Linked DNA regions of Mus musculus: regions 1, 2 and 4 are each linked to region 3. The links are chromatin loops, found by intact Hi-C in ENCODE. Cell type or tissue: heart. All regions are shown on one strand.

Evidence for each region. A loop is a pair of places that touch in the nucleus more often than their neighbours do. Peaks named below come from ENCODE experiments on the same cell type or tissue, not always from the same donor. Only the 100,000 strongest peaks of a DNase experiment are listed, where the experiment ranks them.
Region 1: a loop joins it to region 3, with 8 times the contacts of the local background. A loop is called at or near these places in 16 of 42 quality-filtered maps.
Region 2: a loop joins it to region 3, with 9 times the contacts of the local background. A loop is called at or near these places in 33 of 42 quality-filtered maps.
Region 4: it touches region 3 in a loop (8-fold over the local background); 2 of 42 quality-filtered maps call a loop at or near these places.

Annotation. Positions count from the first base shown.
Region 1 is chr8:92,879,091-92,887,090 of GRCm38, reverse strand. Lpcat2 (lysophosphatidylcholine acyltransferase 2) reads right to left here. Exons shown (of 14, transcript NM_173014.2): 8 at 7,637-7,691; 9 at 443-525. Among named protein-coding and RNA genes, the nearest start is that of Capns2, 18 kb to the left of the region's middle. In heart, a CTCF peak has its summit at 3,112 (motif pointing right); no DNase peak of the experiment used is centred here.
Region 2 is chr8:92,995,024-93,003,023 of GRCm38, reverse strand. Slc6a2 (solute carrier family 6 (neurotransmitter transporter, noradrenalin), member 2) reads right to left here. Exons shown (of 14, transcript NM_009209.3): 11 at 7,308-7,408; 12 at 6,890-7,057; 13 at 5,939-6,010; 14 at 1,357-5,398. The coding sequence ends at 5,375. Among named protein-coding and RNA genes, the nearest start is that of Slc6a2, 38 kb to the right of the region's middle. In heart, CTCF peaks have their summits at 4,155 (motif pointing right) and 5,961 (motif pointing right); no DNase peak of the experiment used is centred here; H3K27me3 peaks cover 383 bases.
Region 3 is chr8:92,814,895-92,822,894 of GRCm38, reverse strand. No RefSeq gene overlaps it. Among named protein-coding and RNA genes, the nearest start is that of Mmp2, 8.4 kb to the left of the region's middle. In heart, no CTCF peak of the experiment used is centred here; a DNase peak (open chromatin) is centred at 4,514; H3K27ac peaks cover 408 bases; H3K27me3 peaks cover 318 bases.
Region 4 is chr8:93,092,504-93,100,503 of GRCm38, reverse strand. It overlaps Ces1c (carboxylesterase 1C), which reads left to right. Exons shown (of 13, transcript NM_007954.4): 13 at 1,156-1,489. The coding sequence ends at 1,339. Among named protein-coding and RNA genes, the nearest start is that of Ces1b, 17 kb to the right of the region's middle. In heart, a CTCF peak has its summit at 4,915 (motif pointing right); no DNase peak of the experiment used is centred here.

The sequences.
Region 1 (8,000 bases), 64 kb before region 3:
CCGTCTGTGGTGCAGTTTCTAAACGCTGTCCTGGCCATTCTTCCATGCGAGCAACTATTTTTCTTTCTGCCAATCCTTTCTACAAGCAAGCCTCTTCCTTTTGGGCACTGTAATCTTTACTGCCTTTGAAACACCCGGCCTTGGGCAGCACAGGGAATAAGAAAAGTGGCCTTAGAACACATGCCTGGAGCCACCCCGATGCTCTGCAGTGACAGGCCAGCACCCATGGAAGACACTGACTGCTCTTTCTACCTGAGGCATGCTTTTATTGGTTTGAGGCAGCACCTGGGAAATATCTGTCGATTATTTCACTGCCTGTGTCCATCAGCATACCATTTTACATCTGAAGAGAGTTGCTGAATGAGAACCATGGGGGTTGGAGGGTTAAATGATATTTACCATTAATTCTCATTATCAGTTGAAACCTCCAGGACATACTTACTCAGCCATTAAGTTCCGGATTCTACTGGCGAAAAGGACAGGATCGTTCTTCTCTTCCTCACTGGGTGCTTGCACAGGCATAAACTGAAAGACAAACGTCTTCCCATAGCAATCCTTGGGCCCAAGACAGTGAACGCTAAATACATTAAATGATCAGTCAACACACCTCAGTTGTGGTCCTTCCTGGAGCTCATGTTAGATGTCATGGAAGGGACACCGGGCTTGGACCTGGGATATGGAAGCCTGACAGGGTTGACTCTGCTAAACCGCCTCCCCAACTCTCAAAAGATGGCCATGGTCACTACCAGCTTCAATGTGCTACTTAAGGGAACTGAAGCCTACAGTTCGGGAATTTACAACACAGCACTGCCTAACATAGCCTCCTTAGAGCTAGACTCTCTTCATCTCCATTTTATGTGAAGATGGCCTCTCCCCACCCCACCTTTTCTTTAAAAAAAATGTTTTATAGTATTTTCTATTCTATCCATTTCAATGTCAACTACACTTTAGTTACTTGATTGAAAATTATGTTTTGTTATATTTTTTTCTACCTAAAAAAATTAAATTTCAGAACTAGCTTTCTAGTTTTTTGTCTGTCACCTTTTTCTTTCTTCTTTTCTGTTCTTTCTTTCTTTTTGTTTTATTGGTTTTTCATTTTGAACTTGACTTTACTCTCTACCTGACTTTGACACCTAATTTTTACTGTCCTTTCAGTTCGTGTGTGTGTGTGTGTGTGTGTGTGTGTGTATGCACAAGTCATGTGGGTGTATGTGCTCATATGTGCACATGTATGTGGAGACCAGAGGTCAAATTTGGGATGTCTTCCTCTACTGTTTTCCACTTCATTTGTTTTTGAGACACAGTCTCTTCCTGAACCCAGAGCTCACTGGCCGTCTAGACTCTCTGGCTGAAGAGCCACAGGGGTCTGCCTATCCCTGCTCCCTCTTCCCAATGCTAGAGTTAGGAGGTGTTCATGCCAGGAAGCAGGCAGTTCATCCACTCTCCTCCATCCCTTTAATGTATGGTTTTCCAATACCAAGAAGGCTTTAATTCCATATTCAATATAGTCTGTCAGCACATACAGTATTCTGGACAAGATTATTAGGACCTTCTTCTCCAAAGAAGAGCCACGTCTTAATAAGATAGATCAACACATCATTTTAACCCCTCACATAAAGTACAGTTGTACATGGGTTTAATATCTTAGCCTGCCAGCCCAATGTTACTGAAGCCACATGGCCCTGGCTCATCCTAAGGCTGGCCAGACTTTACTTTTCTCCTACCAAATCATTTTTTCCTGGATCATGAGAGCAAGGAGTAGGAAATTATTAATTTTGAGTGGGGCTGGGAGCAAGAAAATGTAGCCAATGTAGTGGGTGGCGGACAGGGAGAAGATTCACCCTAAAGCGCTAATGCTCCAGAGAACGTTCTATAGATAATCCAATCTTCGATTGTGGGAAAGCGCCATCCACTTTGCCTCTACTTGTTTACTGAAATATGTTTCTGAGCCAGGGACCATGCAATATGTCTCATGGGCGCCATTTCATTAATTCTCTTATGTATATCATAGAGGACGATAATATGTAAAGATGAAACAGCTCAAGGCATCATGACTCGAGTTCATTCAACAAATAGTGATCGAGAATGGACCTCCCATGTGTCAGTCCGTGCACCAGGCCCTGAAGTCCCTCCCCCACAGGAAGCTCTGCATGAAGTATGGCAGATATTGGACATATGGATGAGCCGAATCAGCCAACAAGAGCCACTACACTGTGCTGGGTACCTTATGGTAGGGGTGTTTCAGATGGCTCTGTCAGTTCTGAGGCAAATGAAATCTCCTAAAGTGAAATGCTCTCTTACTTACAATAAAAATATGGCTTAAAAGACTAAACAACGTAGCCAAGGTCACACATAGATGGCAGGCTAGAACTCAAAAGAAAGAAAGAAAAAGATTTGTCTAAACAAATACCATTATTTTTTTTAGATGGACCTATATTCAAATATGGTAAAGCATGCTATGAATTTTAGGCTGTTGGTGACTCAGATAAAGTTTGAACAAAGCAGTGGACCAAGACAAGGCCTAAGGTTCTTTAGTTTGCTTTATGTTATGGACTGGTGTTTTGCCTGCATATATGTCTATTCACAACATGCATGCGTGGGCCACTGAAGCCAGAAGAGGTGATGGGAACTGAACACAGGTTTGATGGAGAAGCAGCCAGTGCCTTTAGCCACCCATCCATCTCTCCACTGCGAGGACTGAGTTTCTGAGCAGTAACTTGGGTACCAGAAAGGAAGACACTGGGAGGAGAGAAATAAGGGCCTGGAGGATGCTGTAATGGCCCCAGGGAAGACCTTGGGACACTGAATGGGAGGAATAAGGATGCAGAGCATGATGGGATACAAGAGGCATTTCAAAGATAAAAGTAAAGGGCTTGCAGAGCAATGTGTTATGGGCCATTTTATACTACATGCTTATCTTATTAACTTTACAAGGAAGCAACAGTGTGTTGGAGAATAGCTCTGTAGTGTGAGTCAGGGAGAGGCATTTAGCCTTTCCGGCTTCAGGTCCTTCTGCCAAATGAGCAACTTAGACTCCCATAAACTCCTAAGATTCTTTCTGATCAGAAGTCTCTACTGAACATCTAACTCTTACGGTGGAAAAACCAACCAAGCCACCAGAGGTCTCCACATCACTTAATCTAGAGCAGCAAACTGCAAATCAGTTACTGAAACTTCCTTCTGCCCTAACATAGTAAAATTTATTACACTTGCATAGTATGAAATTCAAAGAAGAAACAGGAGGTTTAAAAAAAAACAGTGTTTATTAAATTTCTAACAAAACAATATAAGGGAATAAGATTTTTAAACTGCCATATACTTTTTTTTTAAGTCAATGACATGTTGAACTCCAGAAAACGGGCAGGCAGCTGCGGGAACTCATCCCCTGCTCAGCTGAACCTGCCTCTGGCACGAAAGCTCCTGCTCCCCTCTCTGCCTAAATATTCTCTGGTTCGCACCACGCTGTACTGTGTCTTACAGCCTGTGCCTGTTGAAGACGTGCTGTCCTGTTTTGCAGCTTTGTGCTGTGTTTTTTATGGACCCCATGTCTTCTGAAGCCTTAAACCATACACAAGATTCAGAGAAAACTCCTCGATGTATTACCCACGTTTATCCAATAGCCAAGACCTCGCCTGCCACTGACACCGAACACCTGTAAAACTAGTTTAACGCTCATTGTTTCGTAACCACACCGAGCGCATCTTACCAACTGCTGACTAAGAAGGGGAAGATGGCTAACTGCTGGCACTATGACCATCTTCCTTTTCTTTTTTTTTTTTTAGAAAGCAAAGCCACTGTTAGGTCAACGCTAATAAGTGTGACAGATGTAGCTCTTATGATTCCTTTTGGAAAAGGGCAAAGACTGCTCTCAGCATCCGCTGGTGCTTCCTTCCCAGGGAAAGAACACTGCCAGATGAGGTAGGATGTAAAAGTGAATGCTTAATGAACGCTTACCACATAAGTAGCCTTATTAAATTTCACAACCCCATAAAAAGGTGTTATTATCCTCAGTCGCCGGTGAGAACACAGATGTAGAGAGGCTGAAGTAATTTTACCTTCACATAGAGGCAGGTAGTAGTAGGAAAAATATGATGCGTTTTATAACGCTCATATATCTACTAATACTCAGAAGTTTCAGAATTTTGTCAAGTTCCAGAACAAAGTTGCTTTGCCTGGACAAGTATACCTGTGGCTGGTGTATATTTATGTGAGGATGTAAAATTGGGGTTTTTCTAAAAGGCCTGTTTTAGATTCAAAATTATAAATAATTTTAAGGTCTTTGGATATTTAAGTAAATTATTCAAACATACGGATGCGTGCAGCAAAACACTGTGTTCAGCAATGGACCAAGTATATAAGGATGATCCCATGAGATTGCAATGGAGATGTTTAGACATGTTTTTAAATGTATATGTATTTATCGTTGTATCATAACTACCTACAGTATTTAAAATAGTAAGATGCTGAGCAGGTTTGCAGTCGAGAAGCAACAGGCTCTACCACATAACCTAGAAAGCCTATGCGTGGAGAAGCCTTTTTTTTTTTTGTCTAAATTTGTACAAGTACAGTCTATAATGTTTATAAAAATGCATTTCTGAGAATATATCGGCTGTTATATCTGACTGCATTTGAACTTCCCCTAAGCAATCGATTTTTTGAAGACATAAGAATGTTATATAATATACAATCATCATCGTCACTATTCACCCAAGTTCACTTTTAAAAGTGTAAACCTAATACCATATTTTTGAGTGGTAAGCCTTGGCTTAGGTTTATTCAAGGCTGAAGGTGTTTTAATAGCATGCTTATAACAATGACTTGGAATCAGAAATAAAGATTTCCATCACTTAAAAAAAGAGAGAGAGAAAGAGAGAGTTGCTCACCTCGATACCTGCAATTCCAGAGACAAATGACCAACAAGCTTGCTGTGGGACAGCTCAGCTCTGCCACTGAAGTTACATAGAAGCCTGAGTCTCAGCAGCAAGGCCCAGATTATTAGTCAGTGCTAGGGCGTGGCCACACATACTGCCTGAAAGGCTGCTGGGCTGCACTTCTGAGATATAGTCAAACAGTGGAGAACTAAAATATTCAAATATCATGTAGCTACTAGACCCAGGCATGGTGGTATACATCTTTAATCTTAGCTACTCAGAGGCAGGAGAGTTTCAAGTTTGAGGCCCATCTGGGCAGCTTAGCAATATTCTTTCTTAAAATAGGAAAAAGAAAAAAATGCTGGAGATATATGTCATTCCGTGGTATAACCTTTGTCTAGCTTGTGTGAAACCCTGCATGAAATTCCCAGTACCATAAAAGAAAAGAAAATGAGTAAAGCAGTCATGAGCTCCATGGGAGAAAGAACTGTAAATCCAAAATAAATAGAACAAAACGAAGAATACTAAACTAAAAGTCAATAAATTCCAGTTTTGCACCACAATCCAAATATATCAGCTCAATGCCCTACTGATTCAACTACGTTCAACAAGGCTGGTCATCACTTTGTGAAGTTGTGGGACAAAGAATACATTCATTCCTTTGCCAGAGGGGGAATGCAAATACTGTAACTTCTTTCTTGCTTTTTCCTGACACGGAAAGGAAATGTGGCAAGAGCAGTCAGAGGACAGGATGGGGAACTTATGGACCCTGATGTAATGCACTTTCATCACCGACATGGATGCAAGGCAGGAAAGTCCGGGGCTGTGTGCACCCCACACCTGCAGCTGCCTCTTAACTAGAGAATGATCAACTTAGGGGGAAGGGTAACTGATGGTGGGGTGTGTGTAGTATATATTGTGTGTGTGGTGTATATTGTGTGTGTGTGGTGTATGTGTGTGTGTCTGTGTGTGTGTGTGTGTGTGTGTGTGTGGTGTGTGTGTGTATATATGTGTGTGTGTGTGTGTGTGGGATATGTGTGTGTGTGTTGTGTGTGTGTGTGTGTGTGTGTCTGTGTGTGTGGTTTGTGTATGGTGTACGTATGTGGTGGTGTGTGATGTGAGTATGCATAGTGTGTGGTGTATGTATGGTATATGTGTGGGGGGGGTTGTGTATGGTGTATGTTTGTGGTGGTATGTGATGTGAGTATGCATAGTGTGTGGTGTATGTATGGTGTGTGTGTGTGTGTGTGTGTGTGTGTGTGTGTGTGTGTGTTATAGCTTTCCAAGTCTGCAGAGGTGATAACAAGGTTGTTTTAAGTATAGGTTGGTTGGTTTCTTTTTTAGAAAAAGAAACTAGAGCTAGACCACATAAACAGTTACTAAAGAAGAGAGAGCAGTGCTCAGGGCATTTAGGGACAATAGTGTGAACTTGCCCCAAGTGTCCTCTGTGCACAGAGTTTTGTGTTCTAACCTCAAAGGTTCTGAAAAGACCCCTAGTTCACTGTATTTGCCCTAATGTTTGCTGAATGTTGTGGGATATAGATTAGCTCTTTCCCTCCACAGAAGCAACTAGGATTATCCCAAGAGTAAGTGCTCTGCTCCATTTTATGACTATGCTGACAGATGCTTTAAAAGTGGTTAGGTACACAGTGACACTCATAAAAAGGTATCTTCAAAGTACTCGGATAGCACACACATCTCCAAAGAGTTCACTAAAGCTTAAACTCACTCTGAAATCTAATCCATTCCTGTGTATCACTTGGGATTGGTACATACCTATGAATAGTTAAACAATTAAGTTATCCAGCAAGGGAAAATAGTATTTTAAATGTCACAGTCCTGCCACTTAGAGCACAAGCCTCCACTCAGAATTCTGTAGTATATAAAAGTGTAACATTTTCTTTCTTCTTTTTAGGAATAATGTTATTTATTTTTACTTTATGTGTTTGAGTGTTTCTGCCTGCATGTATACTGGTACTACCATTGCAGTGCTTGCAGAGGTCAGAAGAGGGCAGTGAATAACCTGAAACTGTGAGTTGCCATGTGGGTGCTGGGAATCACACCCCGATCCTCTGGAAGAGCAGCCAGTGCTCTGAACCTCTGTGCTATCTCTCCAGCCCCTACTTCCACTGCCTGACCCACAGGTACAACTGGCACATATCCAGGCTAGAGTCTCAGATGCCAGACTTGAGGGCCTCACTTGCTATCTAGAACCAACTCTTAGGGTCTTCATATTTGGGTCCAAAGTTTGAAAAGGTTCTAGTCATCTACCCATTCTTCATCTGCTCCTGAAACTCAAAGTCTGTCCTGTGAATGAGGACAGGAGCCACACAAAACTCCCTAGAGGTTCACAGATGCAAAAGCAGGCTGTGCGAGCATCTGAAGCTGGTTTCTCTTGTCTACATCCCAAGTATTACCTCTCAGCTTTCATACAACTCGTCTTCGAGGAAGCTGGCTCGGCCAGCTAGCACTGCTCTTTCGGTTGGGTGTGGGACATTAAACTAGGCATGGGCCAGCATTAAAATGGACAAGGGTGGGAGAGGGGAGGCACATTTTACCTGCCTGAGTGATTAGCATGTTGGGGGGTCTCAGAAGTTACATGTGCTTGCTGGCTGGATTCCAGGAGCTAAATCTCTTACAAACCGAATCTGTAAGACTGGGCGGGTAATTTGAAAGGTGCTGGACTGCAGCCTCTAAGCTAGGATTCAGGGTCAGAGCAGAGGCTACATCATCTTAAGCCCGGAGGCTGCATCTGAACGGCTTACCTCAATCTCCACCTTCGTGAAGAGTTGACAGAAAGTGAGCACACACAGCTGGAGGCTGAAAAAGAGGAGAGAAGCCTATTCTCTCTTGCACAGCAATACAAGTACAGCGTATTCTTCACACATGGGAACTCCCACGTCACGCTACATATATATTTTGGATTTAGATATGTTACTTTCAAGCCATGAATCCTCTCTGGGTTAGACAACTACACTTGTGATTGAAAAACGAAATCACCAAATGCAGTCACTATGTTGTATTAGTGAGTGTGAGCTACAGCTCAAATAGATCAAACCTCAAATGTACACTTGCCCTGATAGCACACTCACAGGCCTAAGTCTCTATAGAAAGTACCCAAAGTCTACT
Region 2 (8,000 bases), 180 kb before region 3:
GCACTGGAGATCTCACAATGTCGTGCCAGGGATGTTTTATATTTTAGTCATGTTTCCTCTTCTTTCACCCTACAGTCCTTTGTGTATACATTATGGGCTCCAGGTCAGTGTGTTTACCTAAGTTCATGGATGAGTGAGGCTCTGGGCCTGTATCTGCTTCTTGTGCTTGCTCTTGGTCTCTCTTCCTTATGTTTGATTGTTTTGTTCATTCCCAGTGTTCGTTCTTGTTCTATATTATTATGCTATATTTTATTATTATCCCATAGAGACAGGCAGAGGGTAGATCCAGATGAGAGAACATGAGGGAACAGGGAGGGGAAACTGTAATCTGGATATATTGTGTGAGGAAAAAATTAAAGAAGACAAAAACCTATATTGACCTCACAACTTCACTCAAGCAGAGCCAACCATGAGCTCCAAGGGCCTAAGTGTGCCCACAAAAAAATCTACACTAAATTGTGCATCCAATTCAATCCAGCAGAGATTCTGATGTCTTTGAAAGCCAGGCCTAGGAATGACAAACCAAAACAAAATTAGACAGCAGACATGTTGTCCCATGACGTTCACTTTGTATTTAAACAAAAATGTGTGGGAGCCAAGGGCATAGCTCAGCAGGGGACGGGGGGGGGAGCGGAACGTGTGCTCAGCACACTTGAGGGCCTGGGTTTGAGGGCCTGGGTTTGATTCCAAGTACCAGAGAAGAACAGAGTACAAATCAGGAGGAAAGGAACAAAACAGGGAGGATGGTAGAGGAGGGGAGGGGAGGGGAGGGGAGAGGAGGGGAGGGGAGAGGAGAGGAGAGAAGATGGGAGGGGAGAGGAGCAGAAAGGAGAGGAGAGGGAAGAGGAGAAAAGGATAGGAGGGGAGGGGAGGGGAGGGGAGGGGAGGAGAGGAGAGGAGAGGGGAGGGGAGGGGAGGGGAGGGGAGGGGAGGGGAGGGGAGGGTTGAGGAGAGGAGAGGAGAGGAGGGGAGGGGAGAGGAGAGGAGAGGAGAGGAGAGGAGAGGAGAGGAGAGGAGAGGAGAGGAGAGGAGAGGAGAGGAGAAGGAAGGAGAAGAGAAGGAGGGGAGAGAAAGGGGAGGGCAGAGGAGGGGAGAGGGTAGGGGAGAGGAGAGGGGAAGGGTGAGGAGGGGAGTGGAGAGGACTGCCAACCCTTGAGTTATCATCACATTCTCAATCTCCTCTGTCTCCCATCTCTTTCTTGGCGTCTCAAAGCAGCCCTTTGGGTGAAAGGTGGGTTACTGTGATCAAAATCTGTTCTTTGCCAGTCAGTGACCCATCAGAGACAGGGGCACTTGCTTTGTGTAACTCACAGCTCTTACATTCGTGAAAAAAGCACTCAGAACTGTACAACCCAATACACGGCACAGGAAATATCCTTTATTAGACTGTACATTTATTTGTTTTTTTTTCCACAAAGAGAACTTTCAAAATAAATCCAAAGCAGACGCAGAGATCCGCACGATACTTGGACGGTCCGTGACACGGAGAAGATGTGAATGAAACAATCCTATTTACACAGACGTAGAGACAGTAGAGCAAGGACAGGTGCCCCTGACTTCACATTCACCAACCAGGGCCAGGGACCCTGCCTGTGGGCAGAGCTGTGGGTGCCCAGGCCAGCAAACACAGGGCAGAGCGATACCCTCTGCCTTCTCAATGCTACCCAAGCATCAAATCGACTGGGCTAGACTTGACTTCTTCTCAAACATCAAGGCTTTCTGGCATGAGATGAAAAGAAAACTCTGAAAAAGAGGATCTACTGGACATTACAGGAATATCAAAGCTCTGCAGGCAGAAACCTCTATTTCTAAGCCCAATAGATGGTCAGTTATGGGGTCACTTCTGGAAGCTTCTGAGCTGATCTGCTTTCTTCATTGTGACTTTAGCACAAGGATGTTATTATACTTTATTCTGGTTTATGTTTTCAATAGGATGTGTCCTTTGATGACATGATCAAATCTCTGTTTTATAGAGATGTGCCCCCCTCCCAAAATCTAAAGATATAAAGTTCCTCTCTCAAGATATAGCTAATTGGCTGCAGAGCCACTGCTAATCAACTCTAAATGCCGAGCTGCTTCCACTACACCAGACACTGACTCTGATCACTTCCTCACCATAGTTTTCAAAAGAAATAAACACATGAAGTGAGTGAGCTTAATGGGGTAGAAATGATTTCTTTGGTAAGAACGTGTCAATCTTACATTACCAAATCTAGAAAACCTAGACTGGATGACTGTGCAGCAGGGGACTGGCTTCCACCTGGGCAGGAATTAAGGCAGTTTTGGGACCTTTGTTGTGTAGGATATCTGCAGTGAGTTAGTATCCACTTTCTCTCCTGTCTCACTTGACTCTAGAATGGAGACTGGCAGGCAGAGACTAAGTAATGCTAAAGTCTTAAACAAAGGTCTCACATATCATAGAAAACAATTCTCTAAAAATCAGATTAATTATCAAAAGCGTCGAGTGTCACATTCGGTACTTGGGAGAATGCTGGCCCTGGATGAGCCATACTACTAAAATAAAAAAATCAGTCAGAACACAGAGGGCAAGCATTACTTATGATGACAGAGTAGCCCCCATCTGGCAAGCGTGGGTGGAAAGGTGGGTACAGGTGACCTCCTAGCACCTTCGTGAGACCCTCCAGGAGCTTTCTGGGTGTCTCCCCGCTCCCCCACTAGAGCACCTGGGCGTACAAACACAAAGCACTTTGTCCCAGTCTCAGGAGCCAACTTTGCCACAAAGCAGCACCATTGCTTTAGTCTGGGGCTCATTCGGCTAGCACCACATTTTCAACTTCAACCCCTGGGAGGGAGCAGTGTCTGCAGGTGAAGAGGCCACTCAGATGGCAACGAGAAAATGGTGGCCCTGTGCTGATCCAAGGCACCCAGGTTTTGTGAGCATGTGCTCTCAAGACAGTCAGGTGGACGCTTGCTTCTCAGGCCCCACTATTCAAAGGGTGACTTGTCATCAAAGGCGAGGACAATGCCTCTCAGGGAGCCAGTGTGGGGAGATGAGTAACATCCTTCTGCCCCCCTCCCAACACTTTGTTCTGCTAAGAAACACTCTTCCCCCTTAAGTGTGACTCTGTGCATTCTGTTTGGTGTCAGCCCACAGAAGGGTAAACAAGGAGTCCCCTGGTGCTCTGGACTGTGACGACAAGATGAGGATGGAGGCTCCACCCAGATCCCTAGGGAGATGAGATGTTGACCAAGCGAGATTTCTCATCTTCTCACCAGGGAAGTGGGGAGACAGGAAGCAGTCTTCCTTTCTATGGGGCAGCTTGGAGGCAGGGAGGGTAAGCATGGATTGTTTAAATAGTACAATATATATTTGGTTTTGGTTTTTTCGAGACAGGGTTTCTCTGTGTAGCCCTGGCTGTCCTTGAACTCACTCTGTAGACCAGGCTGGCCTTGAACTCAGAAATTCACCTGCCTCTGCCTCCCAAGTGCTGGGAGTAAAGGTGTGTGCCAATATTTTAAAGGTAACAACTAGAAAGGAATTACTACTCATGAGAAGTGTTGAGGTTGTTGCTAGCAGGGTCCTGGCTTGCACCTACCTTGAAATGGGGTGGAAGAGCTTTCTCTTCCCCAGTGCTCCAAGACATTTGCCAATGCGGGATGCCTTGAGCTGACATGGCCTTCTTACATGGAAAGACAAAATTTCCTCTAAGGAATAACTCAAGGACTCTGATTCGGGGGAAATTTTGGTGGTCCTCAGAGTAAACTATCTCCCCATCCCCAGCTGGCCTCACCTGGCCTATTTTTACAGCCTCCATGGGACATGGGAACATCCTAGTTTCTCCATGTGCCTCCTACATGACTCCAATCACACACACACACTCACACATGCACACGTGCACACCAACACACACATACACACATAGACATGCACACATACACAAGGACACACACAGACATACACACACATATAAACAAACATATATACACATACACAGACACACACAAATGTGCACTTATAGACATGCGCGCGCGCACACACACACACAACCTAGGAAGGGAATCCTACTATCACAATGGCAACCTATGATTCTAGATTTCAAGAAAGGGCGTAAGAGACTCAAACCAGAAACATAAAGCTCAAGGAGATGCCATCAATTTACCAAACCATTCTTTCCCTCAATGAACCAAACCTAACCACCAGAGGGCAGTAGTTGCAAGTTTGTGTCACATGTGAAACTTAGAAACTTCCTGAAGCCATCTGACTGTCCCCTCCAGTCAGAATACCATCCCTGGACTTGAGAGGCTGGGCTGGGCTGGGCTGTGGTAAGCCCCATCGTGCCCTCCAAGGTGCCAAGTCAAGTAAATAAGGAAACAGGCCATTTTCAGAGCCAATGGACTCTACTGCTCAGGACCCCTGTCTGCTGAGGTTCCCAGGGGAAGACCACAAAGAACCATGGCAGCCTATCAAGTTGTCCTACAACACCCACCTGGCCTCCCAGGACAGAAATCCCTGTGATGGGCATACATATCTGGCTTTAGAGGGACCCTGTCTCAATCCCTAGGAAGGTCTTGGGAACTACCCATATGTCTGACAGAACAAGACTGGCAGGTGGCCTTGGCAGGCACAATTTGTCTAGCGGTTACCACCTTTCTAAAGGATCTGACTTTGGGGAACTCCCTCACTGGTGATGCAGCTACATTCTTCCCCTAAAATCATGGTTTGGGGGCTCTCCAAACATCAGAAGTTAGAGTAATATTCTAGAACATACCAAAACCAGCCTTTGATTAACTAGATAGCTAGGTAAGAGTTTCTGCCTAACGCCCTGCCCCCAGACTCAGAGTATCTACCAGCTGCATTTTCAGTGCAAATAAAGCCCCACTCCCAAACAGAGGCTCAGATGCTGGAGCGGTGACAGGATAAATGGAAAGAGAGGGGTAACCTGCACACCTTGGCCCCCACACAGACCCTGTCAGGCTTTGCTTGGGCTTTTGATATCTAACCAGAAGCCAATCTCCTCTCAGCCTGGGTGAATGGAAGATTTTGTTTATGATCTGAAGTACAAGCAAATCCGGGAGGGGTTTCTGCCCGGGCTGTGGACCTCAGCTGAGGTGTGCTCCAAATGCAGTAAACCTGCCCTCAAGCCAGAGTTCCAGAATTCACGTCCCACTTCCTCCTTCCAGCCTCTTCCTTGAGGCTCACCAGTTCTCCACTCTCGCTTGCCTCCAGGCCAGATGAACAGAAGGTGAACAAAACCAGCGTCACGGAATCATTAGTAAATGAGAAAACGGGAGCGACGGGGAAGGTGTCTTCCAGGAGAGGAATCCCAAGGCGGTATCCGAATGGGGGCAAAGAGGGTGCCCTGGACCCGGACGTTGGCACATGGGTTCCTCCTCCTCCTCCACATTGCCAGGTTCAGATAGCCAGCCAGTGCCGCAACTGCAAAAGGACAGCAAGGCCACTACAGTGAGGACAGAGTCAGTGGGCACTTAGAGGAAGGGGTCAGCTGGTTGGGGCCACACAAAGCAAAGAGCAGACAAAACAAATAGCCACCTTGTTGACCCAGACCCCAGAACACCTTCCCTAATTGGTGCTAAGGCTGGATGCAAAGAAACCACCCCAAAAGGAGGAGGTCAACAAGTATCCTCGTCACTGCTTGGGCCAGCAACATGCTATTAATGCCTTCAAGGTATAACATACTCAGCTTAGCGTGGTGACACTAACATGACAACTCAGAGGCAGAAGAAAAGTCCAGCACTTGGCATCTCAGGATGCCAAGAAAAACAGGACAGCAACAGCAGGAGGCTGGCTGGACTCACAGCAGTCTCATCTCCTGCCCCCTTCACCTTCGGCCCTAAAATGAAGGTGACTGCCATCCAGACTTTCCTGTGACCTCTCTTGGGGGCGCCCAGCAGGGAACAGCCAACCAGAACCCACCATATCCTGTCCCACACAACCCAAGTTCAGCTCTGCATCTACCTGGAACTGTCTCACGTCTCTCTGGGCCACCAGGTGGTGCTCATTCTCCGGGGTGATTCCGTAGGCCACTCTCTGTGAGAAGGGAGAAGGGAGGGAGCCTCAGGAGACCAGGGAAAGCAGCCCAGGGGTGAGGTCTTTGCCTTACAAAGTAGGGATATTTGAAAAGGCCACCAACAATAGTTTGTGCAGCCAAATAAGTGTCATAATATACTAAGTCAGAATAAGAGGTACCTCTGCTGTGTGTGGGTATGATATGCCTATGCCTATGTCTATGTCTATGTCTATGTCTATGTCTATGTCTATGTCTATGTCTATGTCTATGTCTATGTCTATGTCTATGTCTATGTCTATGTCTGCCTATGCCTATGCCTATGCCTATGCCTATGCCTATGCCTATGCCTATGCCTATGCCTATGCCTATGCCTATGCCTATGCCTATGCCTATGTCTATGTCTATGTCTATGTCTATGTCTATGTCTATGTCTATGTCTATGTCTATGTCTATGTCTATGTCTATGTCTATGTCTATGTCTATGTCTATGATTTCAGAAACCCCTGGTTTAAGCTGATCATATTGTGATGATTAGAAAAATGGTTGCAGGGCTCATACAAAGAGAAATGGGATATCTGAAGGCATCTCACACATTGAAAGGGGGCAGGCATGGCGGAGCTTTGCCTTCTCATGTGAACAGCAGAAACAGCCATGGAAATGGCAGGAAGCATGCAGGAAGCACTTCCTGTGGGCCAGGTTCTTTACTTAGTACTCAAGTCTTCTTCTCTTCCAAGCTACACAGTATTATTCTCAGGCTACAGATGTAGACACTGAGGCTCGGGGTGGGTCTTCTCAGCAAATGAGGCAGGTGCGCTAAATCAAAGTATCCTCTATCTCTGTCTTACCTCGACAGGACAGCCATGTTCACCCTCATGCCACAACAGCCACCCAGAGCTCACCTCCCACAGGGAGCCGCGTATGCTGAGGAACTTGTAGATGACATAGGCAGGGACCAGGATCATGGATGAGAGGGCGATGCCCCACCCGACCCAGTTGGCCCAGGGAGGATAGGTGTAGTCATCATAGGTAAGCGGCTTGAAGTTGATGATGCTGACCACCACCACAAACTGCAGGAAGGGAGGGGCAGAGAGGGAAGAAGGATGCAGGGAGCAAGTGAGGCTGGAGCCACACAACAGCAGCTGGGGGACCTGCCCGGACTCCCACTAAGATGGAACACCCTCCACACCCATTAAGGCCTGCATGACCAGGGCTTCCAGACCCCAGCACCTCCTTCCTTAGGAAATAAGTATGCACACCCTGCCCCCAACCTGGACTCAGCCACCCTACCAACAGGCACCCCAGCCACACCCTACCCACCAGGAGGAAGGCGGGGCTCACGAACTTCCAACACAGCCTCCAGTACAGGCCTGGCTTAAACCCCATCATCTGCTGGATGTCATTGCTGAACCTGTCCACACCTGTGAGCACATGGGGCAAGCGTGTCACAGGGAGCCCAGAGATGCAGGACTGGGGCCTCCCCCTGAAGCCATTCCATGAGAAGCTGTCAGAGTGCAGGGCAGGTGGCAGGAGACTGCCACCTTGGAATGCAGGAAGCCTGGCAGGCACTTTGATGATGGCAAACAAGGGAGCTGACAGAGTCACCTTGCATGTGACATTGTGATTATCTTATAAGACAGAAGCCAGAGCTCAGAGAAGGGAGGGCCAGACTGAGTAGCCAGGTGCCTGGATTCCAGCCTGGCTCTTTCTTCTAGCCTAGGCTTTCTTCGTAAACAGTTTGTCTGTCCATATGTTCATGCACATGGACACCCTCAATCAGAATCTAAGAGAGACCGTTAGACACTCTCACTGCGATCTCTTTCAGAAAGAGTAAGAATAAGATTAACCAAGGGGAAATGAGCAGTTAGAACACATTTGACAGTTTAGTAAGTAAAATCCAGGATACCTATTTAAATTTTAAGTTCAGACACATAATAGAAAAAAAATCAGTATCAGTAGATTCTATGCAATATTTGGGGCCTATAGATCTAAAACCATGTGTTCATTTTTCAC
Region 3 (8,000 bases):
CAACTTGGAAACGAATGCTAGGTACCAGCCTGTTAGTTTACCTGAGTTCAAACTTAGGTTGGGTTCTCTAAAATGGAGTCTGAACTTACAAGATTTGGCCTCACACTTCCAGCTCCACAGAGGCTGCTTGGCATAGACTTGGATGGAAAGTGAATCCATACCCCTTGGCAAAGCAGAACTCAGAGCTGAGCTTTAAGAATCCCCTGAAACCAGCCATTCGCTGGACTGAGTCTGGGATGCACCTGCCTTTCCGTTGTACATGAGCTTGGATCCGTACAGGGCAGTAAAAGACCAGGGCCTGCCTGAAGCAGAGATGACACAAAGATGATGGGGTCATGAACCAAGCGGAAAGGGGAACCCCCTCCCACTTCCTCTTCCCTGCCCCCACTAGGCCGTCTAGCCTCCCAGCCCTGAAAAAAGCTAGGCTACATTTGAAGGTTTACTGAGCAAGCCATTAAGTCCCCTTAACTGGCTTTGGTTTATCTTTGCCAGAAGCCTATTTATTTATATGAGTGAGGCTACCCCTCTGAGAAATGTTGGGAAGCCATGACCCTTGAGCACCCCTTGCCCACCCCCGTTTTGTCACTGTGTCTTGGTCTCTCCTGTTCATCTGAGAGGCACGCCCCCAGTCACCCACCCTCATCCCTTCCCCGGGGCCCAGAACTCACAACCCTCAAGAGGCCTTGGCAAAGGCTTCCCTGGCGCCAGGGATGGGAATGGTTCTAGGCTGCCACACACTGGTGATGCAGGATGGCCTGCAGAGTTGGAGCCTGTGGCACTGAGTCCCCTCCCTTGCAGTCACATTCCCCCTAGGGTTAGGGTCAACCCTACAGCAAGGCCAGCTCCAACACTGTCTGAGGCTTTCAGTGTCACGCTCAGCGAGCATTCCATAGGCCTGCAAAGCCATTTGGGGGGAGGGGGGCATGTCAGTTCAAGTGCTATACCCTCAGTGAATCTGTCCCTGACTGACTGTCCCTGAAAGGATTCACGCTGGTGTTGACACCTTTGTGGTAGTGACATTCATCTGGAAACACTCTTTTCTTTAAGTCATTTACTTGTTTGTGTGTGTGCATGCCTCTGTGTGTTTGTGTGTGTGTGTGTGTGTGTGAGATGTATGTTTATGTGTTTATATGCACACAGAAATGCCAAAAGAGAATGTCTGATGTTCTGCTCCATTGCTCTCTGCTCTGACAAACAGTCTCTCAGAGAACCTAGAGTTAGGCTGGTGTCTTAGTTAGAGTTTCACTGCTGTGAACAGACACCATGACCATGGCAACTCTTATCAAGGACAACATTTAATTGTGGCTGGCTTACAGGTTCAGAGGTTCAGTCCATTATCATCAAGGTGGAAACATGGTGGCATCTAGGCAGGCATGGCACAGCAGGAGCTGAGAGTTCTACACCTTCATCTGAAGGCTGCTAGCAGAATACTGGCTTCCAGGCAGCTAGGATGAAAGTCTTAAAGCCCCTGCACACAGTGACACACCTCCAACAAGGCCACACCTTCTAAAAGTGCCACTCCCTGGGCCAAGCTTATTCAAAGCATGACATTCCACTAGCTGGGTGGAGCATATGCAAATTATCACAGTGGTAAACAGAAAGTCTCAGCTCTTTGCTCCTGCCTCCTCCCTCTACCAGCACTGGGGTTCCATATGCATTTAAGACTGCCTGGCTTTGTGAAAAACAGAGTCCTGAGACCCCTGCTCATGTAGCAAGTCCTTTCACCTTCTTACCTGCTGACTCATCTCTCCAGCTCTCCGAACACTTATTTCATTTCTTTGTATTGAACCCAGCATGAGAATGTCAGTGATGTCACCAGCTTCACACACTGTAGCTGCTCAATAAATACTTGTTGTTTCAACAACAACTTGAATAAGTGAATCATTCTCCAAACATGAGCAGATGGATGGAAAGGCAGGCCCAAGTACCAGAGACTGCAGACTTCCTTTAAGCCACTTGGGGAGGCAGGGGACAGGCAAGACCCTGTATGGTCTACACTGGACCGGCTAGCTAGACCAGTTAGGTAGACCAGCTAGCTAGCCCAGGTATGTGGAAGTCCTAGCTGACCTGAAAGGATAGAAGAGCAGTTCGTGTCCTTACCATCTCCACCTTTCTGCCTTCCCCTCTTGAACTTTGAGTTCTGCACCATTGCTTGCCCCACGCTCTTGTCTCCTCCTCTTCCCACTTCCCCATCTCCCAGCTGTGCACCAGATCCTAGGATCTTGCACATGCTAGGAGAGAGCTGTTGTAGAGCTACATTCCCAACCCATTTATACTTTATTCAGTTTATTTTTATTCTCTGTCACCCACGCTGGCCTCAGTTCCTGAGTACTGAGATTACAGGCACCATGCCTGGACACTGAATTTGTGAGTATATATTGGTGGTGGGGGAGGGGATATCCCTTAAAGGAGGAAGGGGCAGAAGAGTTCAGTAACTTTGAAACCCTGGATCCAGCTTTACCTGAAAGCAACATAGCCTTAGATTTCCCAGTTCAATGAGATCTTTCAATACTTAGTGCAACTTAGGTAGCATTTTTATTATTTGTACCCAAGAGTGCCCTAAGAAACAGGCCTCGGTAATCAAGGCTAGTGAGCTACCATCACGGTGCCAGACAGAGTACCTGGCACTTCTCCCTCCATTAAGAACCCAAAACTTTATGCTTTGGCACCACGGGGTAGAAGAGATATGAGGTCCTCACAAGGGGGCCAGGAGTTCATGGACAGAGGGACCCTGTCCCTGCTGCTCTCTGGAAGCTCGGGTTTATGGACCAGTGAGCTCTTCATTCTTGGACTGCCTCAGACTGGCTGGGATCCCCCAACAGGGAGGACTCCACTGATCCATGCCCCTTGGATGGGAAACCCTAATGCTCAGCTTTCAGGACCCCTCAGAGAGATTTCCCAAGGCAGCAAAGTATAACAAGTAGGCTTGTCTACCATGTTCTCTGATAAAAAGCCTCTTTGTAGGGTTCCAGGGAAAACACTTCAGGGCTAACAATTCCTGAGGTTGGGTTACAGGAGGGATGGGTCTTGCTGAGCCTTGAGCTGTTCTTGTTCAGTTTCCTCTCCTCAGAGCATCTCCAGCTCCATCCTCCATCCCAGAGTGGGTCCATCCTGTGATGGTCCTGGCATCTGCAGCACCACGGGTCCCCCACCACGGCTCCTGAATCATAAGAATGCTTTTCCTTGAAGGCGTTGGCATTCTTGGGTAGTGCCTTTCTAAGCTGGAGCGGGGACAGAGAAGGAGCCCTGGAGAGAAGCCCAGCGCAGACACAGTTGCTGGGCCATCTTTTGTGTGCTAAAGGCTGCTCACTCACCACTGTCAGTCAAGATGATGCCTACAGGTGGCAGTATTACCTCTCTGTCTAATAGGCTGAACACCCAAAGACAGACTGGCGGGCAGGTGCTGGTACCCCTGGCTTAGAGCTGAGAAAACTGAGATGATCCACTCAAGGCCATGGATGTAGGATCCACACTAGGACGTCCTTGTGGTTTTCTGTTTTTAGAGTTCTTGTATACTTCCTGAACTATCATATCCCACACCTCGCCATGGTGATGTGAGGGAACTAAACTGAGGCACTGAGGAGGCCTTGCGAGGGCAAGACTACACACAAAGAACACCCGCCATTCCCAGGAGCTTGCTTTGAGCCGCAGAACACCCAGTGGGACCTTCGCTGATGATAAGAAGAAGAGAGCCCAGAGAAGTTAAGTGGTTTGACCAAGGACACACAGTAAGTCTACACAGTGCTGGAACCTGGGGCTGTTGAATATTTCCTTGCAGCTGTAGCTGGTACTCCAGTCACAGCTTTTGCTCCCCACCCTACTGTCTTTAGTCCACTTCCAGCATCCCCTCCTCTCCTCAATGATTTTCACTTCCTGACTCCCCTTGGTCCAGAAGTCAATCCAAGATTATTATACTTTCAAAGCCAGTTCAAAACACACCTCCAGGAAGTCCTCCCTGATTCAGAGCCAGTCATCAGCAACCATCTTCACGTACAGATGGTGGCTTGTTAACTCTGTGGCAACCTCACTTCTTTTATTGGTCCTGTAATAGTGAAATGGACACTCAGGGCTGTGATAACATGGGTAGTGCTTATTATTCACTTAACACTGCCAGGTAAGCCTGCAGCAGAGGCTTACAAACCAACCACTCTCTTTATAATAAGGTGTTCTCTGCAGATTTCCCTCCCACAGCTGTTCTCTCTCTCTCTCTCTCTCTCTGAGCGTGTGTGTGTGTGTGTGTGTGTGTGTGTGTGTGTGTGTGTGTGTGTGACTGTGCATACATTAGTTTAAGAGATGAAAGTCTTCTAGTGCCTACTGAGTATAGCCTTGTGTCTAGGTGGAAAGTGTCTTAGCCACTGCCATTTGGGGCTCTAGTAAGAATGAAATCGGATGCCCCTCACTGTTCCTGGCACAAGGCCTCTGAGGGAGGAAGCACCAGGCTGGGAAGGCCATCATCCTTCAGAGCTCTGGTTGGTTCTCTCAGGCCAGCTGTTTCAGAGTGGACAGGCCTCGCCATCTGGCGGCTGCTATTGGAAGAGCAGCCTCAGGGTGTCCACTTCCTGGGTTGGTACATTCGTTGGGTTTCAGCTCCACCTAGTGAATTCTATGGACAATCACATCCAGTCCTGTCCCCTTTAAGCCTCACAGTCCCATTGGCTTCAGCCTCAAGTAGATAAAAAACAAACAAACAAACAAACACCAAAGTGATAGGAAGAGACAGAGACCTGGGATAGGGGAGGTGCCCAGGAACAATTCAGGTGACCTTAGCTGTGACTCACAGCCTTGGGGATATGGAACCCGAAGAGGCCACCTGATATAGCCATGCAGGAACCCCAGTGGAGCAATAGAGACAGCAACCCACCCAGAAACCTTTTGACCCAAAATTTATCCTGTCTATAAGAAATGCAGGCATGGGGGAGGGGGGCAGAGACTAAAGGAATGGCCAACCAATAACCTGCCCAACTTGAGACCCATCCCACAGGCAAGCACCAATCCCTAACACTGTTAATGATACATTCTTATGCTTGGAGACAAGAGTCAGTCCAGCATGGCTGTCAGCATGGCTGTCCTCCATCCGAGAGGCTCCACCCAGCAGCTGACTCAGACAGATGCAGACAGCCACAGCCAAACAGTGGATGGAGCTTGGGAGTTCTTATGGAAGAACAGGAGGAAAAAATGTGGGCCCAAAGGGAATAGGAACCCCACAAGAAGACCAACAGTCAACTAACCTGGACCCTTGGGGTTTCAGAGTCTGAACTACCAACCAAAGAACATACACAGGCTGGACCTAGGCCTCCCTGCACACATGTAGCAGATGTGCAGCTTGGTCTTCATGTAGGTTCCAAAAAACTAGAGTGGGGTCTATCCCAAGCTGTTATCTGTACCTGGGATATGTTCTTTTAGGTAGGCTGCCTTGTCTGGCCTCAGTGGGAGAGGATTGCCTAGCTTCACAGAGATTTGATGTTCAAGGGTGGGGGGATAACCAGGGAGACTCACCAGCTTAAAGGAGAAAGGGGAGATGGGGTGTGACAGGTGCAGTGAGTGGGATGTAAAGCGAATAAGCAAAAAACAAAACAACAAAAACAAAACAAAACACCCAAAAACCTAATAATAAATAAAAATCCAAGTGATATCTAGTATCCAAATTCAGAATTTGAGGATGCATTAACCATATAGCTTGGATTTTAGATTCAGTGCTCACATGCTCTTAGCTCTGGGAAGTTTGTTCAAGAAGCCTGGCTATAAGGAGACGTCTGTGGGTGTGTTTGCCCGCATGGCCCCCCTGGCCAGTCACAGGGTTAATAGGTTCCCTTTCCTATTTACCAGAGTGTCTTTACTGCCTGTTAGCACTTCTGGTCACCCTTAGAGCACAGGACGAATGGCCGGGGCTAAGATGTCCTGGGTGGCACATACCTGTAACCCCAGCACTTGAACATTGAGGTAGGAGGATAGCAAGTTCTAGTCCAGGCTGGGCTACAGTAGCTCAATAACCTATGTCCAACACCTGAAGGCATGGGGCTGAAGTTCAATGACAGAGTGCTTGGCAGACACTCTCAAGGCCTGGAGTGTAAGACTATGCAAGAGAACCAATGATGAGGAGCCCACCTCATCACTGGGACAGGACTTACTGGCTCTCAGTCTAACTTACCGGCTCTTATTTATCTATCTCTCTGCCTCTTACCATAGCTTTTATATTTATCCCAGCTAAAGTGAAGAAGGGTTGCGGACTAACCTGCTAATCACAGGCAGAGATAATGAGAAAAGCTCATGTTTGTTACTTTGTTAGCTGATCCTATTCAGAGCACTTTAGTTGGCTGGTTTATGGGGTTCTGGAAACACCCCTGGGGATGTATTCTTATGAACAGTATTCCTCTATGTATGAGGAAACCAAGACCCAGAGATGAAGTTCATTCAAGGTTGCACAGTGGGTGAGTCCTGAGGATGGTGAGTGAGCACTGAGGATGGTGAGGGAGCACTGAGGGGAGGGAGGGAGCACTGAGGATGGTGAGGGAGCACAGAGGGGAGGGAGGGAGCACTGAAGATGGTGAAGAAGCACTGATGGAGGCTATCTCTGCTCACTTCCCAGGCTTGGATCCCAGGCCTGGGGTCTACATGATGCAGATACAGATGAACCTCCTCTTCTCCTAAGAAGGAGAAACAGACCATCTTTGTAGCCGTGCACTAGGCGGCCTGGGGCCTAGGCTGAGGTGCAGGAGTCGAAGTTTAGCAGACCCCCATAGAGAGACTTTGCTCTTGGAAAATGTCAATCTCTGCCTCAATAGCCTGAGGGCTACCCCAGTCCTTCCAGTGACAACGCCTGGCTCTGTTTTGCTTGTGTTTGTTTGTTTGTTTGTTTGTTTGTTTGTTTGTTTTCTGAGAATCCAGTAGAATCTCTTTTTCATGAGCAGAAGCCATCCTCCCCCAGCAGCTGCACGATCTCCTGCTCCCGGCTGCTACAGCCCCGGACCTCAGCTCTGGCACGGCATGCCTCACTTTAGTTAGAAATACTGGCACAGATGGCCTTGCCCGTTGCCCTGGCAGCCAAGCTCAGATGCCCAAACACCTTGCACCCTGCCTCCCAGCCACACCTCCCCCAGGGTCCCACCCTTCCCAGGTTGCTCCAGTCACAGGGTCCTCTGTCTTCCCCACTCTGTGGCTGCACTATCCCACTTGACAGAGGCAAGGACCCCCTCCTTTCTCTGTTGGAACCTCCTTCAAAGACTGCTAGAGGGTCTTTGTTGGAACTGGGGGCCAAGGGGAGAGGTCTGTAGCTTCCACATCTTCCATGCAGGCAATGCCCAGTGTTATTCTTGAGCACAAAATAGGTTGAGGCCCTGGTAGGCCTCCTTTCTGAGCCACTGGGCACTTTGATTCAGATTCCCAGGTTGTCACACCTGGCCCTGCTCTCCTACCTGCCCTGCCGCCCCTATACGGGAAACAGAAAAGGCTGGTCTTACATCTGATCTGCTCAGAAGGCGCTGCACTACATTTGGCACCTGTGGCATGGTCGATGTGTGTTCACACTACAAGAACGTTCATGACCATGTACAAGAAGTAGCCCTATTGGCTGGACCTGACAGGTACAGAGAGGCTCAGCATGCACCAGAATACAGACAGACTTTCAGGACACTCAAGTAAGTGTGCCAGTCCTTCCATTCTAAAAGGAATCTGGGAGGGCTTCTTAGAGGAGGCACCACTGAAGTGGAGGTCTGAAGGCCAAGAGTATGTGAAGTATGGGAGCCAGGGTCAGAAAAGTCTTCCAGGCCCACACATGCATATATAAAACAGTTAGCCTTGAACACAGAACCCCTGGATGGTGGGTGGGATAGGACATGAGGACAACAGAGGCCCAGCTATGTGATCCAGCTGTAGACCCTGCCCTTCTCTGAGCATCCTTGCTCCCTAGCCACAAATGTTGGTGAGAAAGAGAGAAAGAGAGAGAGAGAAAGAGAGAGAGAGAGAAAGACACAGAGAGAGAGAGAGAGACTGGAGGCTGAGGA
Region 4 (8,000 bases), 280 kb before region 3:
CCGTTCCTAAAGATGTAAGCTCTCTATGGAGGTTGTCAGCCTCACTGCTGAGATAAGCCAGGGATCCATTCAGACCTCAGAGGGATGGAGGGCCACAGAGCAGTCTTGAGGAATTATTTTTTTTTCCTTTTTAATATTTTATTTTATTTTTTTATTTTTTTTCCATTTTTATTAGGTATTTAGCTCATTTACATTTCCAATGCTATACCAAAAGTCCCCCATACCCACCCACCCCCACTCCCCTACCCACCCACTCCCCCTTTTTGGCCCTGGCGTTACCCTGTACTGGGGCATATAAAGTTTGAGTGTCCAATGGGCCTCTCTTTCCAGTGATGGCTGACTAGGCCATCTTTTGATACATATGCAGCTAGAGTCAAGAGCTCCGGGATACTGGTTAGTTCATTATGTTGTTCCGCCTATAGGGTTGCAGATCCCTTTAGCTCCTTGGGTACTTTCTCTAGCTCCTCCATTGGGAGCCCTGTGATCCATCCATTAGCTGACTGTGAGCATCCACTTCTGTGTTTGCTAGGCCCCGGCATAGTCTCACAAGAGACAGCTACATCTGGGTCCTTTCCATAAAATCTTGCTAGTGTATGCAATGGTGTCAGCGTTTGGATGCTGATTATGGGGTGGATCCCTGGATATGGCAGTCTCTACATGGACCATCCTTTCATCTCAGCTCCAAACTTTGTCTCTGTAACTCCTTCCCAGGGTGTTTTGTTCCCACTTCTAAGGAGGGGCATAGTGTCCACACTTCAGTCTTCATTTTTCTTGAGTTTCATGTGTTTAGGAAATTGTATCTTATATCTTGGGTATCCTAGGTTTTGGGCTAATATACACTTATCAGTGAGTACATATTGTGTGAGTTCCTTTGTGAATGTGTTACCTCACTCAGGATGATGCCCTCCAGGTCCATCCATTTGGCTAGAAATTTCATAAATTCATTCTTTTTAATAGCTGAGTAGTACTCCATTGTGTAGATGTACCACATTTTCTGTATCCATTCCTCTGTTGAGGGGCATCTGGGTTCTTTCCAGCTTCTGGCTATTATAAATAAGGCTGCTATGAACATAGTGGAGCATGTGTCCTTCTTACCCGTTGGGGCATCTTCTGGATATATGCCCAGGAGAGGTATCTATTTGATTCTGTTTCCAGGAACCCTAATGGGGAGGGGCTGCCTCACTGGCCAGAATATGATGAGCAGGAAGGGTATCTACAGATTGGAGCCACTACCCAGCAAGCCCAGAGACTGAAAGCAGAGGAAGTGGCTTTCTGGACTGAGCTCCTGGCTAAGAATCCACCTGAGACAGACCCTACTGAACACACAGAACACAAATGAATGGGAGGCTCTGCCAGTCTCAGGACCAGCGGAGCGAAAATGGAGCTATTCCACAAAGGATGACTATTCACCAAAGATGGATCTTACAGAGGAAACTGCACAATAGTACAGTATCACAATTTGAAAATAAATTTCCTTTTAGAAATCAAATCTGGGATTGTGTCTTGAGCTGAAAATGAATCCATCCTCATGGGTGTTGGGGTGGGAGGATGAAGAGAGCTACTGACATAGAAAGACACCTTTTCAGGTGAAGATCTGGGTAATGGTTACTGGAATGTGAGGGGAGATAGCTGATTGGAGGAAAGGTAGGATAGGATTATTACCTTATGATTCATCTCCACATAGACAACATTGTCACACTGCCATGCTAATCTCCACTCTGGGCAAGTGTGTGAGCCTAAATCTTCTGAGAATTACAAACCCAAAGAGGACTTTGAACTCATCACAGACTTCTCCACTGATGTTATCCAGGTGTTCATGAGTAAGAATGACAGCATATAGGAAAGCTGGACAAAGCCTGTCTGCTACATCCACTCCAGTAGTGTCACTCATGACAGGCCAAAAGCCTGGACACAGTCCCAAGGCAAAAAGTTCACGGAAACTTAGTCTCCTGGAACTGTGGCATCCAATAGCACATATGCTCCAATTTTGTCCTTGCAAATGGATCTCTGTGCTTTCTTTCAGTATTGTTTTATTATAGGTGCCTTCAAGCAATGACTTGCCACATACCTAAGCAAACTTGAACTTTGCTTCCTGGCCTTCATCAATGCCCTATGAAGTCCTTGAGGTATTCCAATCCTGGGCTTGGAATTCAGTAAGAATGTTGCCTATTCAGTGACATTCAGAATTGCCTCTAATATTGTAAGGGAGATAGTGAAAGAAATCAGGCATTACTATCTACTACATAGAGTTAGAAATTTCAGGGCAAGCTTAGCAAAGTAAGTTTAGAATTCTTATTATAGTTATGTATGGCAAACTACATTACTTATTAGTAGAAAGTCCCCCCCCACACACACACTATCACTTAGAATAAAAGCCAAGTTGCTCCCATATACAGGAATTTACAATGGTTTAGGAAGTAGATTGGGCTGTGGTTTTAGAGTATTGCATTATTCTTGAGAAGGTTAGCTAGAGCAGAACTCCCTAATTAGAACCATGACTTAGGCATGAAAGCCCTTGGCCCGGAGTGTAAAGATCTCACCCTGGCTTCTAAGAATATAGCTAACCTTAAACAGAGCTGACTTTGTCTCAGATGTTTTATTGCCCAGTTCCTGCCAGTCTTTGTGTTTGCATTTCTCTGTTTTGTGTAAGAGTTATTAAGCATCAGGTAACCTCATTGTACCTTGCTGATGTGTCACCTAACTTCCCTATTTTCTTCTGTATTAAAACTCTGGTGCTCAATTTGACAAATTACGTTCAAATACAGCACACTCCCTTGTGTCTGTATTTGTTTGTCGTTTCTCAACAACTCCTGCCCACCTGTCCGGAACCCTGATTTCTCCAGCAGATTGAGGGGGGCTGACTGAGACCAGTCCATGGCACCTGTCTCTGAAGGTCCAAATACACAATAATGCACAAACTTATTTATGTGAAAAAACAAAACCCCACTACCTCTGCAAAAATAGTATGGGAGCCTCTCTTCCCAGAGCTCTTTTGAAGACCCACTGAGGCCAGGCAAGCAGAGCTTTAATGTTTCCCTAAGTCGAGTGCAAGACCCAGTCCTGGGTGAAGGCACTAGGGATCTTTTGGTACCTGAGAGAGGCAGGATTACTGAGAGGATCCCAATTCCAAGACTGGGGACACGAGGTCTCACTAAGGTTAGGACTAGATCAGAGCTACAAAGACAGATCCCAGAACCTGCCATTTCATCAGCAGATGCAAGGTAACATCTAACTGAAGTCTACTTGTAGTGGAAAGTAAAAGTATGGAAAGAGACCCTCTGGGAGGGTCAGGTGAACAGAGTGGAAGGACCTGGAAAAAAAGGACAAAGATGGAAGAGAATAAGTTACAGTAATGAGCAATTTTTCAGCTTCCTGTAATTTATACAACTCTGCTTCAAAATGCAATGTATAATATGGAAAGATTTGAATATTGCATACCAAGCACAACTCCTAAACGTTTTTTTTTTTTTTTGCAGTGCCAGGCATTAAATTTTTTTAAAAAGAGGTTTCATAGTAATTGATTGCTGGAGATAAATGATTCTCGCTTTCAAAGAAAGCTAACTTGGAAAATGGCAGAAGAAATAAATGAACGTTTGGGAAAGTAGTGAATGGAATTCACCTTGTTAATAACTTTGCTAAATAAAATAGCCTTAAACATATTAGTTAACAATGGTCTCGAGACTGGATTTTAAAGCCCAAACCCAATTATGTGCTGAGTAACACAGTGCCTGACTCCACTTTGCGACCTCTATCTCCATATCTGGAAAAGCTGATTAGAAAGCCTGGGCACTTCCTGTCCTGGTGCCAGTGTAAGATCCAAGCCTCACAAGCTCACCCTGGCTTTAGTCCCAACAACAAAAGTCCTAAGCCACTGGCCTTTCCTTTCTGATTGAAAGTTTTGTCCTGTCCACCACACTGTGGCTAAGACTGCCACGCTGCATGTAAGAAGACTGTGCAATTTCTTTAAGGGAGGGGAGGTGTGGTTAGTATACATTCCCAGTAGAGACACACACAGTGGAAAAGAGAGAGAGATAATCCAAAGGCAGGAGACAAGTATACCAAACAGATACTGAAAGAACATGTGGTGGCTATGTGAATATCATGTTAACAGATACTGCAAGAAACAGCATTACAGGGTAAAAATAGGGTCCATTCTCCAATAAAACATGAAAGTCTTCAGTGTGGGTACACATAACCATAATCATACAGGCTTTGCATGACATGTTTGTTACCTCCCCCATAAACACACACACAGACACATCCCAAGATAAAGTTGAGTGTTGTTGTGATTTTCAGAAGTTCTCAGGATTGACATGGAAGGGAGAGAGAAGAGAGGCCAGAGGTCAACCACTGGCAGTGTGGAGCAACGGAAGAATAAGGCAGTCCATGGGACAAATGGGAGGTGGTATAGCATGGTCAGAGATCCCTAGAACAGAAGAGGGTGAGTTATGTATGTACATGAATGGCACCTGGACATCTATTTACTTTGACAATCTGATCCAAACTTCTTGTAGAAGATCACTGTATGAGCAGAGTAGTGTACATACAGCCTAATTTTCTAAAAAGTTCTCCAAATCATTTTGTTAATGTCCTTGACACTGAATATGCACTTTAACTAACAACTTTTAACATGATACCTTCATCTTTCAATGTTGATTAGGGCATCCCCACATTTTCACAAAATAGGGTGTTTCCAAGGCCAGGCTCTTTCAACCACTCCTAAATCCTGCAAGCATATGTCCCTAACAGGCTTCCTCAGCTTATCAAGCAGCAACTTGTTCTATTTTCCACCACAGTAGAATTTTATTTTATTTTTTTCTGAGAAAGCTTGCCCTACCAACAACCAGCATTGATCCTTTTCTCTTGTTCCATGACAGCAACCAGAGCCAACACCAGTCTTATTGACCTGAGTATTTCCCAGTGTCCAGCAGAGGGCAGCATAGGAATAAAAGAACATGGTTTCCTTCACAGCACCAAAGAGGCTGCTGGTATATGGCTGAGATGGTATAGATCCAGACAAGACTAGAAGCCTTAACACAAAGACACATTAGAAGCAAAACCTCAGTGTGGTGGTACATGTTTGTCATCTCAGCACCTAGGATGCAGAGATGGGAGAATCAGAAGTTCAAGGCCAGCCATGCCTGAAACCCTGACTCAAAACAAATATTAGAAACCAGTATCATCAAATGGGTTGGCTGTTTTCTCCAGAATATGTAGAATATGTGCTTCACAAGCATCTGAGACTGAAGATCCACAAGTTTCTAATTTCAAATCTTTGCATTTTATTTTACTATGGAGAAAACTACATTTTGGCAAATGTCTGATAAATGATGAATACTGTGGAGAGATCAAATGGACTTAGCATAGAAACGTTTGTTCCCAAAGTGTGGAGGAGACACTGAAGGAACAGCCATCCAGAGACTGCCCCACCTGGGAATCCATCCCATATACAGACACCAATTCCAGACACTATTGAGGATGCCAAAAAGTGCTTGCTGACAAGAACCTGATATACCAGCTCCTTAGAAGCTCTGCTAGAGCCTGACAAATACAGAGGTGGATGCTAGCAGTCAAACATTGGACTTAGCACGGGGTTCCCAATGGAAGAGTTAGAGGAAGGACTAAAGGAGCTGAAGGAGTTTGCCACTCCATAGGAAGAACAACAATATCAACCAACCAGACTCCCCAGAGTTCCCAGGGACCAAACCACCAACCTAAGAGTACACATGGTGGGACCCATGGCTCCAGTCACATATGTAGCAAAAGATGGCATTGTCTGGCATCAGTAGGAGGAGAGCTTTGTTAATCTACAACAAGTTGCTTGGTTATGAGTGTACATTATAATTGTATACTGGTTGAAAGATTTTGCTGGGATAGTTAAGGGATGGAAGAAAAAAATAAAGTAAGGAGTGGTGTGGTATGGCCAGAAAATCATAGGAGAGGCCCCTGGTTCTGTGAAACTCCGTTCCCCGGTGTAAGGGAATGCCAGGGCAGTGGGGTAGGAGTGGGAAGGGGGGAGGGGGTGCACCCTCACAGAATCAGGGGCAGGGGGGATGGGATAGGGTGGTTCTTGAGGGGAAACCAGGAAGGAGGATAACAGTTGAAATAAAATACATAAAACATCCAATAAATTTAAATTTAAAAAAAGATGAGACATATGGAGGTATAAAAGGATGAAGGGAACAGCTTACCTTTCTGGGGCCAGGAGCACTGTTGCCACTAAAATTCCTAGACAAGGCTATGCTAGGATACTCTTACCTAACTGTTTGGAAAGATAAGCACTTATCTGTATATCAGATCCATGCCATTGCCCCCAGTATCCCAGTGTGGAACCTCACTGAGCACTAAGACTAAGGAGGGATGGTTGAGATGGACCAGGCCAAGCGAGGGTGGAGAAAGAGTTAAAGGTGTTTTGAGGAAAAAGCAAACCCTTGGGGAGGAGCTGTGCAGTGTGAGCGGCTTCTGAGGTCCCTGATGCCAGTTGCTGGATAGATCTGGTGAGGAACACAAAGGCAAGAAGCCAAAGCTGAAAGAAGCCGCTCCAGAAGGAGATGGAATGATATTCCTCTGACTGACTCAGAGTTTTATATGGAGCCCTTAACTTTTCCTTTTCCCTTCTTCCCCAAGTGTGGAAAAAAAAAAACCAAAACAAAACAATACAAAACAAACAAACAAAAAAACTAATGAGGAAACCTAGGGCTTTCCTCCTCTTACTCAAGATTCAGAAAGCTCCCAGCCATATAAAAGTGCACTGGAAATTGTCCTTTTCTTCCCTTGACCCTCATTAGGACCGCCTTCATCACGACCATGAAGTTTAGCTGTGCTGAGTTTTCAAGAAATGTCAACTTTCCATGTTAACTTTGTTAACGATTCCTTGTCATCTAAAGGTGTGTTGTTCAATATTCACGAGTTTATGTCTCTTCTCTAGATTCTTTTGCTGTTGATTTCTAGGTTCGTTTCATTGTCAGATATAAAACAAAAAAAATGCGTCAGTTTTTTTTTTTTCTCATTTGTTAAGGTCTGCTCTGGGTATCGTATTATCTATTATAGAGGAAGTCTCATGAGCTGCTGAGAAGATTCTGGGCTCTGGAGTATTTGGATGGGATGCCCTGCAGAAGTCTCTTAGGTCCATTTGACTTATATTAATGTCATTTACCTCAGATGGTTCTCTGGTTTTAGGTCAAGGTACTCTATATAGTGGTGACAGTGGAGTGCTAATGTCACCCACTATAATTCCCTTGGGTTCAATCTATTTAAAACAAATACTTTTTTTTTCATTTAGAAACTTGTAGTGCTGATATTTTGGTGTATAAATGTTCAGAATTGTCACATCTTCATGATGAATTTTTCCCTTAATCAATATAAAGTAACCTTCTCTGTGACTCCTGACAAATACCAATTTGATGTCTTTCAGATGGGGAACAAAGAGAATTTCTTCCTTTCTGCTTCTACCTTCTTGAAAAGCCTTCTCCATCATTTGATCCTAGGCTCTCTTTGTCTTCCATGGTAACACTCACTCCTTGGAGGCAACAAACAGGTGGATCCCGATTTCTTTTCTATCTGATCTCCTAGTCTGCATCTTTTGTCTAGAGACTCTCGAGCATTATTATTCATGTCCATTTGTTGTTTTTGTAATGTTGGGTATCACTCCTCTTTGTTTGGTTCACTACTATACTGGTATAATTTATTCTTTCCTGTGGTTTCTTGGAAGTATTCATTTTCCTCTCCAGTGTGTAGGGATTCATTAGGTCTTTGTCAGTGTCTGCACGTTCTAATTCAGTTTCTTGTTATCCATTCCTGATAGTCTATCTCCTACTTGACCCATTGTATTAAAAAGATTATATTTGACTTGGGCTAGTTTCACATTTAACATTTTAGTTTCTTTTTTTTTTCATTATTTCTTATGAAATTTTTTTCATATGCACACTGAATTCCTTATTACATCCAAATGTTTGGGTGCTTTGTTAAAAATTAAATTATTTAGTTTTTATAATTCAATA